Linked DNA regions of Mus musculus: region 2 is linked to region 1. A link is a contact called in ENCODE POLR2A ChIA-PET data. All regions are on one chromosome and are shown on one strand. The core of a region is the stretch at or near the end of the contact, and the rest is flanking DNA. Distances in the headings are between cores, read along the strand shown.

Region 1 (5,696 bases), core at 342-2,841:
TCCCTGCAATGCAACCTTCACCCTAAATTTTTGTGTCCCAGAATGTCACACATTCTTTTAACAATCATGGTTCCTGGTAACAGTGTGTTTGTGTGTAGGACAGCACAGCTTTGTTTCCACTGTGGGGCATCAACTCTGGTGGATGTGGGATGGGGGAGCCAGTTGGCAGGCCCCATGCCCAGTCCAGTCTGGAAGCACACTCCCTTCTATACCTTTCCACAGGGTCTCAGGGACTGGAATCAGGAAAACAAGGCGTGAGGGTCTGTGGAAGTGTGAATCAGCCTCCAAGGCTCTCTGGTGTGTGCAGCTGAGAGTTTGAGTGGGTTGCAACCGAGTGTCTGTAGTAGATTAACAACTCTAGTAAGATAGAGGGCGGGTGGCTGATGTCGCTGGGCTCACCCAACCAGGACAGGGTCGCTGGACTGGATCCCGGCTCATTGCCTGGATGGAAGCAGAACATTATCCCCCTCCGAACTGAACCCGCCCCAAAGCAGAGCCGGCTCCACTCCTCCCTCTGGGCACATTTAATAGCCTCTAATTACAGCACATTACCCCACCCGCCAGAGAGGGGAGGGGCTACTAGTGGACCCAGGGGTCAAAGGGCGTGGTCTGGGCTTTACCCCTGGCGTCAAAGCCCGTGTACTTTGTAGCCGCTGTTTACTCATTTGCAAAGCGGCGGATTAAAAAAAAATTAAATAAAAAAATTAAATAATACAGTTTCTAAAATTAAGAAACAAAACCTGGGAATTAAAGTAGCCCTTGTCTCCTAGGGTCGTGGAAAACATTCAATTGTCTGTAGATATATAGCTTATTGTAAAGTCTGAAAACAGTAAGCACTCCACAAATGATGTCTTGAGACTTTATTGTCAAAAAATTCTAAGCTCTCTGCGCTCCCCTAAACCGGCTCAACCGGTGGACGCACCCTTTTCCCAGAAGGATGCGTTCCTACGTTCTGCGCGCCCCCTGGTGGGCTTCAGATCACCCGCAGCTTTGGCCAGGTCGAGTGTTTTTTAGGGCAGGAAGGTGCTCAAAGCACCCGGGGCCGGGAAGGAGCAGAGTAGCTCGCAGGAAAGAGACCCCGGGCTGGGCAAGTGCTATGTCCTTTACTCAGGACATACTTGACCCTTCCTGCTCCCAACCATACCCGAGTTTTCAGAAGGACTCCAGCCAGAATCACTTCTCTGGGGAAGACGCTTTTAAGATCCTCTCACTCCACGACTACAGGATTTATAATTATTCTCTGCGCCCACATTAAGAAAGGCTCAGATCATAACGCGGCTAAACCGGAGGATTTCTTTCAGCTTTGGGGGGGAACCATTAAAGTGCCTGTGAAACTGGGTGCGGTAGATCCGCCTTAAAAGGATCTTGAGGACCACTCCACTACATAAAGAGAAGCCGCGAGGAGTGGAGGTCACCAGCAGCAGGACTGAGCCAGACTGACACCTAGCGGCAGAATGTGCACTTGCCTATGTCCCGCATCTAAGATGGCGAGGCAAGTGTTTGCAATGGGAGATCACGTGTCTGGGGCGGAGCCTATGGCTAGGGGGCGGGGTGGAGCGGGGCGGCGCTCTAGGCCGAGCGGGAGGTCTGGGCTTCGGGCGCTCGCTGGTGGCGGACCCGGAGGCTGCTGCTGCGTGCCGGGGCTCCTTGGCCCGGATCGAATTCGATCCGGAGCCATGAGTGTGGACAAGGCCGAGCTATGCGGGTCTCTGCTCACCTGGGTAGGTCGGGGGGCGGGGCTGGGTCAGGTGTGCGCCCTCTCCTCTCGTCCTGTCTTGGTCTTCTTTCCTCGGTTTTGGACCTGGAAGGAGGAATAGATCGTAGGCTTGCTGGGCCGTTGGACTCTGACCTGACCACCTGCGTCTGTCACGTGGGCAGGCCTGAGCGAAAAGACCAGGTGAGGCCACGCCCCTCTGGAGGGCACAGGCCTGGTCACATGTTAGCAGTGGGGACCAGGTGACTGGTGGTAACGCCCTGACCTAGGTTTGCAGGGTTTGCCAGGATAGGTAAAATGAAGCCACGCCCCGTCCTTGCCTAGGCGTGTAGAAGTCACGCCCCCGAAGATGTGATATGTTGGTGCTACAGGCTAATGCCTTTCTAACCCCGTGAAATGTCTGATGGCTGGGGAAAAAGTCTGCAATTCCAGGTCCTCAATTTTCCTGTTGCCCTTCCGTCTTCCCCCTTTAGTTGCAGACGTTCCAAGTTTCACCCCCCTGTGCCAGTCCCCAGGACCTGAGCAGCGGACTCGCCATAGCCCATGTGCTGAATCAGATGTGAGTGTGGCGGCTGAGTGGGAGGATCCTGAAGGGCTCCCCAGCCTGCTCATCCCATCTTTCTGCCCCTAGAGACCCTTCCTGGTTCAACAACGAATGGCTCCAGGGCATCTCAGAGGACTCAAGCCCCAGCTGGAGGTTGAAGGTGACAGGTGGACTCATGACTAGGGAATAACTAGAGGACTTAAGGAGGTGAAGGCAAAGGGAAAGCTAGATACATGTCCTGTGCGATGGACAGGCAGTCTTGTCAGGAAGAGAGCCAGATGTCTGGTGATCAGCAAGCTATTTTTGTTTATATTGAGCACCCACAATAGGACAAAAAAACTTGCCACCATTCTTATGATGTGGGCAAAAGCACACACACAACACATGTTAACTTCCAAGAGGTGTGCTGGCAAATGCTTGTAATCCCAGCTATGGTGGTGTGTTAATACAGGAGGGTGGTAAACCATCCATCATCCCGTCTCAAAACCTTTAAAAGGCCAGGGATATAGTTGGCAAAAGAGAATTTGCTCACCCTACACAAGGTCCTGAGTTCAATCCCAAGTAGCAGGGTATGCTGGGTGGGGGGTGGGAGGGGGGATGGGCAGGGGTAGCCAGACCATGTGGCACACATGGAGTCCCAGTACTTAGCAAGCCAGAGGATCAGGACATCAAGGTTATCTTGGGTGGCTACACAGTAAGTTAGAACTCATTCTGAGCCACATGACACACTGCTTCAAGAAACAAAACTGGGCTGGAAGAATGGCTTGGTGGTTAAAAATGGATACTGTTCTTCCAGAGGAACTTACTGCTTCTCCAGAGAGGACGCACAGACATCAAACAGCTCTCAACCACCTGCAACTGCTCTAGGGGATGTGACACTTGTAGCCTCTGCAGGCATCCTCATATTCTCTTTCTTTCTCTGTCTGTCTCTCTCTCACACACACATACACACATACTTTCACACACACACTCTCTCTCACACACACACACACACACATACACACATACACACATGGTTAAAAGATAAAATAAATCTTAAAAAAACAAGAAAACAAATTCATATAAACCTATGAAGACAGTAAAAGGAGGGTCATGATAGCGATGGGAGGTGGGTAGGTGCTTATTTTGTTTTTTTTTTGGGGGGGGTTGTTTTGTTTTTGTTTTGTTTTGAAACAGAGTTTTTTTGTGTAGTCCTGGCTGTTTTAGATCTTGCTGTGTAGACCAGGTTTGGCCTCAAATTCAGAAATCTACCTGCCTCTGTCTCCCAGGTGCTGGGATTAAAGGCAGGTGCCACCATTCCTAGCAGGGACTCTATTTTAAGTACTGTGGAATGGTCTTAGCAAAGGAAAAACACAGCCTGGCTAAGCCGTTTCGAAGCTGCCCTTGGCTACCTGGGAAGAGATGCAGCACAGGTAGCAAGAGTAGGAAATGAAAGGTTGGGAATGGGGCTCAGCAGACCACAGCTGGTCCAGACTCCAGCACTTAAGGGCTGGACGCAGAATAGGAGAATAGTAAGGCGCCAGGGAGTGGCTCAGTGGAAAAGTCCTTGTCTACCATACCTAAGACCCTGGATTTGATCAGCAGAACTTCTACCCCATCCAACAAAGGTGGGAGATGAGAAACAGTGGGTACAGTCATCCAAGTGAGAGATAGTAGCAGTTGGGCCAGAGAGTGAAAGCCATTGCATTCTGGAACTTGTGAATTAAGAAGGTCAGGTAGACACTATAGACCATGCAGTTTAGCTCTAGAGGAGAAGGATATTTAGAACAGGGCCAGACAACAAGGTGGGATAATCAGGGAATGAAAATTGAGGGACGGGGAGGAAGTGAGGATAGGTTGGGGGGGGGGAGTTGCTGTAGACTTGCATGCATAGATAACTCCTTGGCGTCACCAGGTCAGGAAACTGGAGAAGATCTTACAGAGCTTGGTGGAATACTCGAAGAATGTGAGTAACTGCAAAGGAATTTAGGGGCTGGGTTGGGAGTCAGGGTTCAGTCTGTGAGCCCTGAAAGCTCCCTCTCTCGGTGTTCTCAGGTTCTGGGGCACCCTGTGTCAGATCAGCATCTCCCAGATGTGAGCCTCATTGGCGAGTTCTCAAATCCTGCAGAACTTGGCAAACTGCTTCAGTTGGTACTGGGCTGTGCTATCAGTTGTGAGAAAAAACAGGGTATGAAGAGGGGTAGAGGGGAGGAAACTGAGAGCACCCAGAGGATACCCTGAGGAAATGTTCTTTCCTCTCCAAGCCATCCCTGGTCTCAGCCTCTCGCCTTCACCTTCATCCCCAGAGTATATCCAAAGAATTATGACCCTGGAGGAGTCTGTTCAACATGTAGTGATGGAAGCCATCCAGGAGGTGGGTGCAGGCATCCCCTATAGAAATCCAGAAGGGTCGGGGGAGGGGACATTTATTTCTAGGGTAGAAGCAAGTGAGCACAGACCTGGCTTTGCATGGTAAGGTTAGGCCTCGGCCTGGAAGTCAGCAGGCCAGGTCTTATATATGTCAGCTCTCAGTCAGAATCCAGCAGCCTCAAAAGTTGTGGTCTTTTTCTACACTGGAAGGAGCCTCTGGGCAGGAGTTATCTGGCAAAAACTAGCCTTGGGGAAGAGGAAGAGGAGGGAAGAGTTTCCTAGGCTGAATTGTAGAAACCTTGAAGGTTGTATCAGAGAGCCTAGCTTACCATAATGCCCCCTTCCACAGCTCATGACCAAAGACACTCCTGATTCCCTGTCACCAGAGAATTACGGGAATTTTGATACACAGGTAATGATCACAAAACTTGGTAAAAGATTCAACCCCACCACTGGTTCTCTGGGCTGCTGAGGCGGAAAGGCTTGTCCTTAGGTAGTCCAGACAGCAGGGGTGAACTTTTGATTCTCCTGGGACTGCCTGGCTTGTAGCTGAGATTACAGCTGAACACCTGATAAGGGGGCTTGTTATCCTTGAGCTTTTAATCAACCCTCCCAGTCTCTTGGTGTCTTAGCCTCTTCCCTTGCCACATCCCAATGGTTAGAAAATTATTCTTCTTCCATATTCTTAGGACCCCAGCCCAGTCTTAAATCCTGGGGCTCCCTAACCCCTCCCCAGCATCCCTAGACATCACAACTTTCCCACTCCCTTCTGACTGGATCCCCAAGTCCTTCATCTTCTATTCCCCCCTTTACCCTTCTCAGTCCCGCAGGTACTATTTCCTGAGTGAGGAGGTGGAGGAGGGTGATCATCTTCAGCAACATTACCTGGATCTGGAGCGCCAGGTGGGTGGGGCCGCTTGCGTAAATCCTATCTGTGTAAGACCTGGTTTGTGCTTCAGTTCACCTATCTCCCCTGCCCACAGCTCTTGCTCCTTTCAGAGGAGAAGCAGAATCTGGCACAAGAGAACGCTGCCCTTCGAGAGAGGGTGGGCCGGTCGGAAGTGGAGAGTGCCCCGGGCCTCACAGCTA
Region 2 (6,204 bases), core at 709-3,208, 81 kb after region 1:
TGAGAACCTGTTCTACCACGGTGGCCTTGGGATTGAACTCAGGTATCCAGGCCTCCTGACAAAAGGCTTTACCCAATAAGTCATGTCTTACCAGCCTAGAGACCAAGTTCTTGCTATGTCCCTACCTGCTCTTCCCTCTGCTTGCTGATCATGGTGACTCTGAGCATAACAGCCATTACTATATGTATATGTATTTTAAAAAAAGATTTATTATTTATATGAGTACACTGTAGCTGTCTTCAGATACAGCAGTAGAGGGCGTCAGATGTCATTACAGATGGTTGTAAGCTACCATGTGGTTGCTGGGATTTGAACTCAGGACCTTCCTAAGAATATTCAGTGCTGTGCCGGGCGTGGTGGTGCACACCTTTAATCCCAGCACTTGGGAGGCAGAGGCAGGCGGATCTCTGAGCTCGAGGCCAGCCTGGTCTACAGAGTGAGTTCCAGGACAGCCAGGGCTATACAGAGAAATCCTGTCTCAAAAAACCAAAAAAAGAATAGTCAGTGCTCTTAACAGCTGAGCCATCTCTCTAGCCCCCCCGCCATCACTATCTTAGTCAGAGTAGCCATAGCTACCTTCATTCAACTTTTTCCCTAGAGGAGGAGGAGGAGGTGATAAGTATCATGGATTCAAGTCACTTTGCCCTCCCGGATGTATGCAGACCTCCCTCCAGGTAGTGGTACTGGGCACTGATGGCAGATATTGGTTAAATGAAGGGGATCGTTGGAAAAATAGTGTCTCTGAAGTCTTTATGTAATAGGAATTTTCTGGGTCTTCTGGTCTTGGCAGTTTTCACCAATCACCTTTTCCTTCAGCTCAGGTTACCAACTCCTCCTCCTCCTCTTCAGAGAGAGAGAGAGAGAGATTGATTGATTGATTGTAGGCCAGAGGACAACCTCATATGTCACTCTCAGAAGACATTCACCTGGTCCTCAAGCCTGTGTTATGACCTTGTGCATGCATGGCCTGCTGTGGCGGTCAGAAGAGAATGTATGGGAATCCAGACTCTTCTTCTATCGTAAGCCTTTGGCTACTGAGTCATTCTGCAGGCCCCATCCCAAGGATCTGCCTGTCTCTGCTTCCCCAGAGCTGGAATTACTGGTATTGTCAACCCCCAAGCCCCTTGAGTTCTGGTAATTGAACGCACATATACAATCCACACTCTTGCTTTTTCAAAAAGCAAGGACCATACTAACATCTATTTCCCTAGCCACACAGGTCCCTTTTGTTAAGACAGGGTCCTGCTCTCTATCGTTCAGCCTGGCCTGGAACTCGAGATTCTTCTGCCTCGACCTCTGGATTGCAGTGTGTCCCAAGCCTGGTTTAATCACTAAACCATTTTCTGTTTCATCATACTATGGTCACCGGGAGGTCAGAGGTCTTGTCCATTGCTAAATCTCAGCTTCCAGCAGAGAGCACTATTTCTAGTCTAGACTACACAAACCAGAAGAAGGGGTGCCCCTGTCCTAGGCTCAGTGTATCATTAAGAGGATGCATGATAGATTCTCAGCAAGCTTCTCGTGGTAAATAGATGGCAGTCATCCCTGCCTCCCCAGAGGCCCATGATCCAGTTAAAATTGAGCTATGGCTGGAGGGGGAAAAGAGGAGGCAACAAAGTTTGTGGAGACTGGAAGAAGCATCAAAAGAAAACACTATTCCATTTGACAAAAGGCTGCAACTCTTTTTTTTTTTTTTTTTTGCCTGATGCCCTAAGTCGTGTTCAAGGACACCGTCCAAGAAACAATCACTTCGCTCATGGGGGACAAGAATATTTGGACAGAGAGACAGCTTGCAAACTAGGCACTTCCCTATGCTTGAAGCTCAGTAACAGCTCCTGGACCACATGTACGGAACACAGGGATAAAATGGCGGCTACCAGGACGGCGGGCGCTGCCCAAGGTCACGAGACCAAGTGACTTCCGGTTTCGTCGCCCCACGCCCCCAAGGCTCTCGAGTCGCACTTCCTGGGCTCCGGCCGACCTCGCTGAGGGATTTTGCGGGTCTCAGGGCGCCGAGGCTGCTGAGACCTGAGAGCGGCCGCGAGCACATGGAAGGGACCCCGCCAGGGGCGGCGCCCTCCTCGGCGCTGGCCGCCGTGCTCAAGCACAGCTCAGCGTTGCCGCCCGAGAGCGCCCAGGTCCAAGGCTACGACTTCAACCGCGGCGTAGATTACCATGCGCTTCTGGACGCCTACCGCACCACCGGCTTCCAGGCTACCAACTTCGGGCGCGCGGTGCAGCAAGTCAACGCCATGGTGAGGCGCGGGGCCACCCGGGCGGGATGCCGGGCCGCTGCGCGCGGATTTCCGCGTGAGCGTCCGGGAGAGGGCGGAGTCCGGGTAAACTAGAGTTCTGCGATGGGTGGAGCTTGGAGTTAAAAATCCAAAAGGGCTTTGTAGGAGGAGCTTAACGCTAGGGGAGCCCGGGGTTCGATTTTCCCGGTGGAAGGAGACTTGAAGATACTGGGTGGTTCTCAAACCATCAAGTGACAGACCTGGACCTGGAATGGGAGGGTTAGGGTCTGCCCAGGGGTTGTGCTTTGGTTTTGTAGTAGTCTCCCTGAGTGCAATCAACCTCTGGAATCCAGGCCAGGTAGGGTACCTCAACTGAGGTTTGGAGTCTTAGTGCAACTTTCCTGTGCCCTTATGACCAGATTGAGAAAAAACTGGAGCCACTGGCTGTAGATGAAGATCATCACGCAGACCTGACTCAGAGCCGCCGCCCACTTACAGGCTGCACCATTTTCTTGGGCTATACTTCCAACCTCATCAGTTCAGGCATCCGGGAGACCATTCGATACCTCGTGCAGCACAACATGGTGGGTCCACGTTAGCTCTGGAACCCCAGCCTCCTTGGGCCAGTAGGAAAAAAAAAAAAAGGGTTATTTTTCAGTTAAGAGAAATGAAGAGGCTCAGAGATTATTTGCGGTCCTGTGAAAGATTTGGGTTTGCTTTTTAACAACCACATGGTGACTCAGAACCGTCTGTAATGGGATCTTTTGATGCCATTACAGATCTGGTGTGTCTGAAGAGAGGGACAGTGTATTCACATATATTAAATACATCTTTTAGTCTTTTTTGTTTTTGTTTTGTTTGAGACAGGGTTTCTCTGTATAGCCCTGGCTGTCCATCCTGGAACTCACTCTGTAGACCAGGCTGGCCTTGAACTCAGAAATTCTGCCTGCCTCTACCTCCCAAGTGCTGGGATTAAAGGCATGCACCACCACCGCCCAAAATAGATTAAAAAAAAAAAAGGGTGTGAGGAGATGGAGTATTGTTCTTTGACATCCCGGCAGTCCTCATGCCTCAGCCTCCTTTCCGAGTGCTGGGATCGCAAGACCGTGCCACTTTTTCTGGCTGTGGGTCTGCTTCAGGCAGAGGGAGGCCTGGCCTGGAGTTGGTTTTGTTGTAGCGCTCATGCTTAGGTCTGGATGAGCTCACCCAGGTTAGGTTGCTGCTTAGAAGGGGGGGTCAGTGTTGCCTGCGACCGACCACAGGTGGATGTATTGGTGACCACTGCTGGAGGTGTGGAAGAAGATCTCATCAAATGCCTGGCGCCCACATACCTTGGCGAGTTCAGCCTCAGGGGGAAGGAGCTCCGGGAGAGTGGGATCAACAGGTGAGGGAGGCTTTGAGTAGTGGTCGGGGCGGGGAAGCTGGGCAGAGGATCCCCGTGACCCATGCCCGCATGGCTCCCATTTCCAGGATTGGAAACCTGCTGGTGCCGAATGACAATTACTGCAAGTTTGAGGACTGGCTCATGCCCATTCTGGACCAGATGGTGCTGGAGCAGAACACAGAGGTGGGGCTGGAAGGGCTCGGGGACCTGCATAGTAAGAGTCAGAAGACATATGAGCTAATACGATATTCTCTCCCATGATAGGGTGTGAAGTGGACACCTTCCAAGATGATCTCCCGGCTTGGGAAGGAGATCAACAACCCAGACTCTGTGTATTATTGGGCCCATAAGGTGGGTTGGGTGGGGACGGTATTCCCAGGCTTTGGCTTGTACTGACTTTGTCTTTGTAGCTACCTGAGCGTCTCTATAATTATTCTTGGTCTCCCCAAATTAGACGAGGTGTATCACTTGATGGCAAGGTTCTCCTAGTTATGCCCCTACACTCCCGGGATTTAGTGTAGTACCCTAGAAGTCAGTGGGGCCTGACCCAGGGTACTGTGCACCCAGGGACAGTGCAGCACAAGAGTCTGGAAGTGACAAGCCAGTGCTCAGTGTGCCAGCACCTTCAAGCCATGTGTGGTTTTCCTCACTCTGCCTCCACATGTAGAACAGAGGGGTCATGTCCAGCAGAGAAATTGAGTGGCCTACACAGGTTGGGAGGGACGCCACTGGGTTGGGGGTCAGGGTTTTCCTGGGGTGTGAGCTGTAGCTGCTGACTGGTCTTGTCTCCACCAGAACCACATCCCTGTGCTGAGTCCAGCACTCACAGATGGCTCACTGGGTGACATGATCTTCTTCCATTCCTATAAAAACCCAGGCTTGGTCCTGGACATTGTTGAAGGTGAGGTGCTAAGGCCCGGGGAGGAGGGGGAGGAAAGCCCGCCGAGGTCAAGGCCTGACCTCTGCCCTCTCACAGACCTGCGACTCATCAACACGCAGGCCATTTTCGCCAAGCGCTCTGGGATGATCATCCTGGGTGGAGGTGTGGTCAAGCACCACATTGCCAACGCTAACCTCATGGTGAGTGCAGTGGCCTGTGACCGTCCCCACTGTGTTATATGGTGGCTGTGGGGTGAAGGGGAATGGATCGGAGGCATGGAATAGTGCTGTAGTGGGAGCAGAGGTAGGTGTGGTCTCCTGCGGATGGTTTGTGGCAGCCTCAGGCACTGATGGGCCCTTCCTAAAAGCTCTCTAGGCCTTCCTCTGCATCATACCCAGCCTTCTACGGCTTCTGACGAGGGCTTCCTCTACCCACAGAGGAATGGAGCAGACTACGCTGTTTATATCAACACAGCCCAGGAGTTTGATGGCTCAGACTCCGGAGCCCGGCCAGATGAGGCTGTCTCTTGGGGCAAGATCCGGATGGACGCACAGCCAGTAAAGGTAGATGGTGGCAGGGCAGGGTGCAGGGTCCGTGGGCTGCCCATGGCTCCAGGGCTCACTGAGGTCTTCTGCAGGTCTATGCTGATGCTTCTCTGGTTTTCCCCTTGCTGGTGGCTGAGACATTCGCCCAAAAGGCAGATGCCTTCAGAGCTGAGAAGAATGAAGACTAAGAAGATTGGTAAAGACTGAGGCTTTTTGCCACACCTTTATTTATTACTTTACATGCCAGCCCCTCCCTAGGCCCACTCCTTGGTCAGCAGCATCTCTAGAATAAATGGCCCTTTGGTTGGGTTTTCTGAGTCAGTCTGCATCCTTGGTGTCAGGTCCGTAAGCCTCAGCCTGCTCCACCCTCTGCCTCATAGGTCTCTTCTCGCCAGTACTGGATGCTGCCTCCCATGGCAGTCAGTAGGCAGGGTTCCGTGGGATGGTAAGCCAGTGACTGTACCACATTAGAACCCACAGGCAGGGCCAGTGCCAAGGCACCCTAAGGAATGAGTGGTGGGGAACTATTACTATCAGTCGGTCTCCTTGAGATCTTGCCTGAAGTCCTCAGTCAGCTTGTCCCTGACTTTCTGTTGGTACTGAGAATGCTAGGCAAACCCTGCCACTGAGCCACACCCTTGGCCTAGAGACTGCTAGCCTTGGGTATAGAAAGCACCTAGCTCAGCCTTCCTTGTGACCCACCTGGAACCAGCTACAGCCACCACCTTCTCCAAGTCCTTTAGCATATGCTATTCCCCTTGCTTCAAATATCTTTCCTGCTTTCCCCTCATCCATCCTTCATATTTCAGCTTAAGAAACGGAGGCAGGATGAATTCAAGCCCAGCCTGGGCTACAAAGTGAGACACACCCCTCTACCCTCTGCCAGAGGTTCCTGCACAAATACCTGTCATTATTGCTCTTTTCAAGCTTGGGAAACACCCAGCTGATGCCCTTGGCAAGGAGCACAAGGGGAAGGCTCACCTCTACCAGGTCCCAGAAGAACACTTTCCCGTCTTCAGAGCAGCTGACCACATGTGTGTCGCGCTCACTCAGGCAGCAGTCCAGCTTGTACTGCTGGTTCTTATGGCCAACATACCTAGGAGTGGGGGTGGGGAGGATCAGAGGGGCTTGTTGCACCCCAGAAGTGGGGAGAGGGGGAAG

What was found. ChIA-PET counts read pairs that join two places held with the same protein, here RNA polymerase II (POLR2A).
Region 2: POLR2A ChIA-PET joins it to region 1 with 27 read pairs in embryonic stem cell. The contact joins the promoter of Dhps here to the promoter of Hook2 in region 1. POLR2A ChIA-PET finds 5 or more read pairs at or near these places in 4 of 5 experiments (Patski and embryonic stem cell).

What each region holds. Positions count from the first base shown.
Region 1 is chr8:84,989,032-84,994,727 of GRCm38, forward strand. It overlaps Hook2 (hook microtubule tethering protein 2), which reads left to right and starts at 1,592. Exons shown (of 21, transcript NM_001372357.1): 1 at 1,592-1,721; 2 at 2,188-2,273; 3 at 2,346-2,418; 4 at 4,153-4,203; 5 at 4,293-4,425; 6 at 4,544-4,611; 7 at 4,957-5,019; 8 at 5,430-5,510; 9 at 5,591-5,696. The coding sequence starts at 1,677.
Region 2 is chr8:85,069,799-85,076,002 of GRCm38, forward strand. It overlaps Dhps (deoxyhypusine synthase), which reads left to right and starts at 1,959. Exons shown (of 9, transcript NM_001039514.1): 1 at 1,959-2,255; 2 at 2,654-2,818; 3 at 3,497-3,618; 4 at 3,705-3,801; 5 at 3,883-3,969; 6 at 4,414-4,519; 7 at 4,595-4,698; 8 at 4,936-5,061; 9 at 5,136-5,363. The coding sequence starts at 2,049. The coding sequence ends at 5,231. It overlaps Wdr83 (WD repeat domain containing 83), which reads right to left. Exons shown (of 9, transcript NM_026399.2): 8 at 6,025-6,139; 9 at 5,237-5,545. The coding sequence ends at 5,396.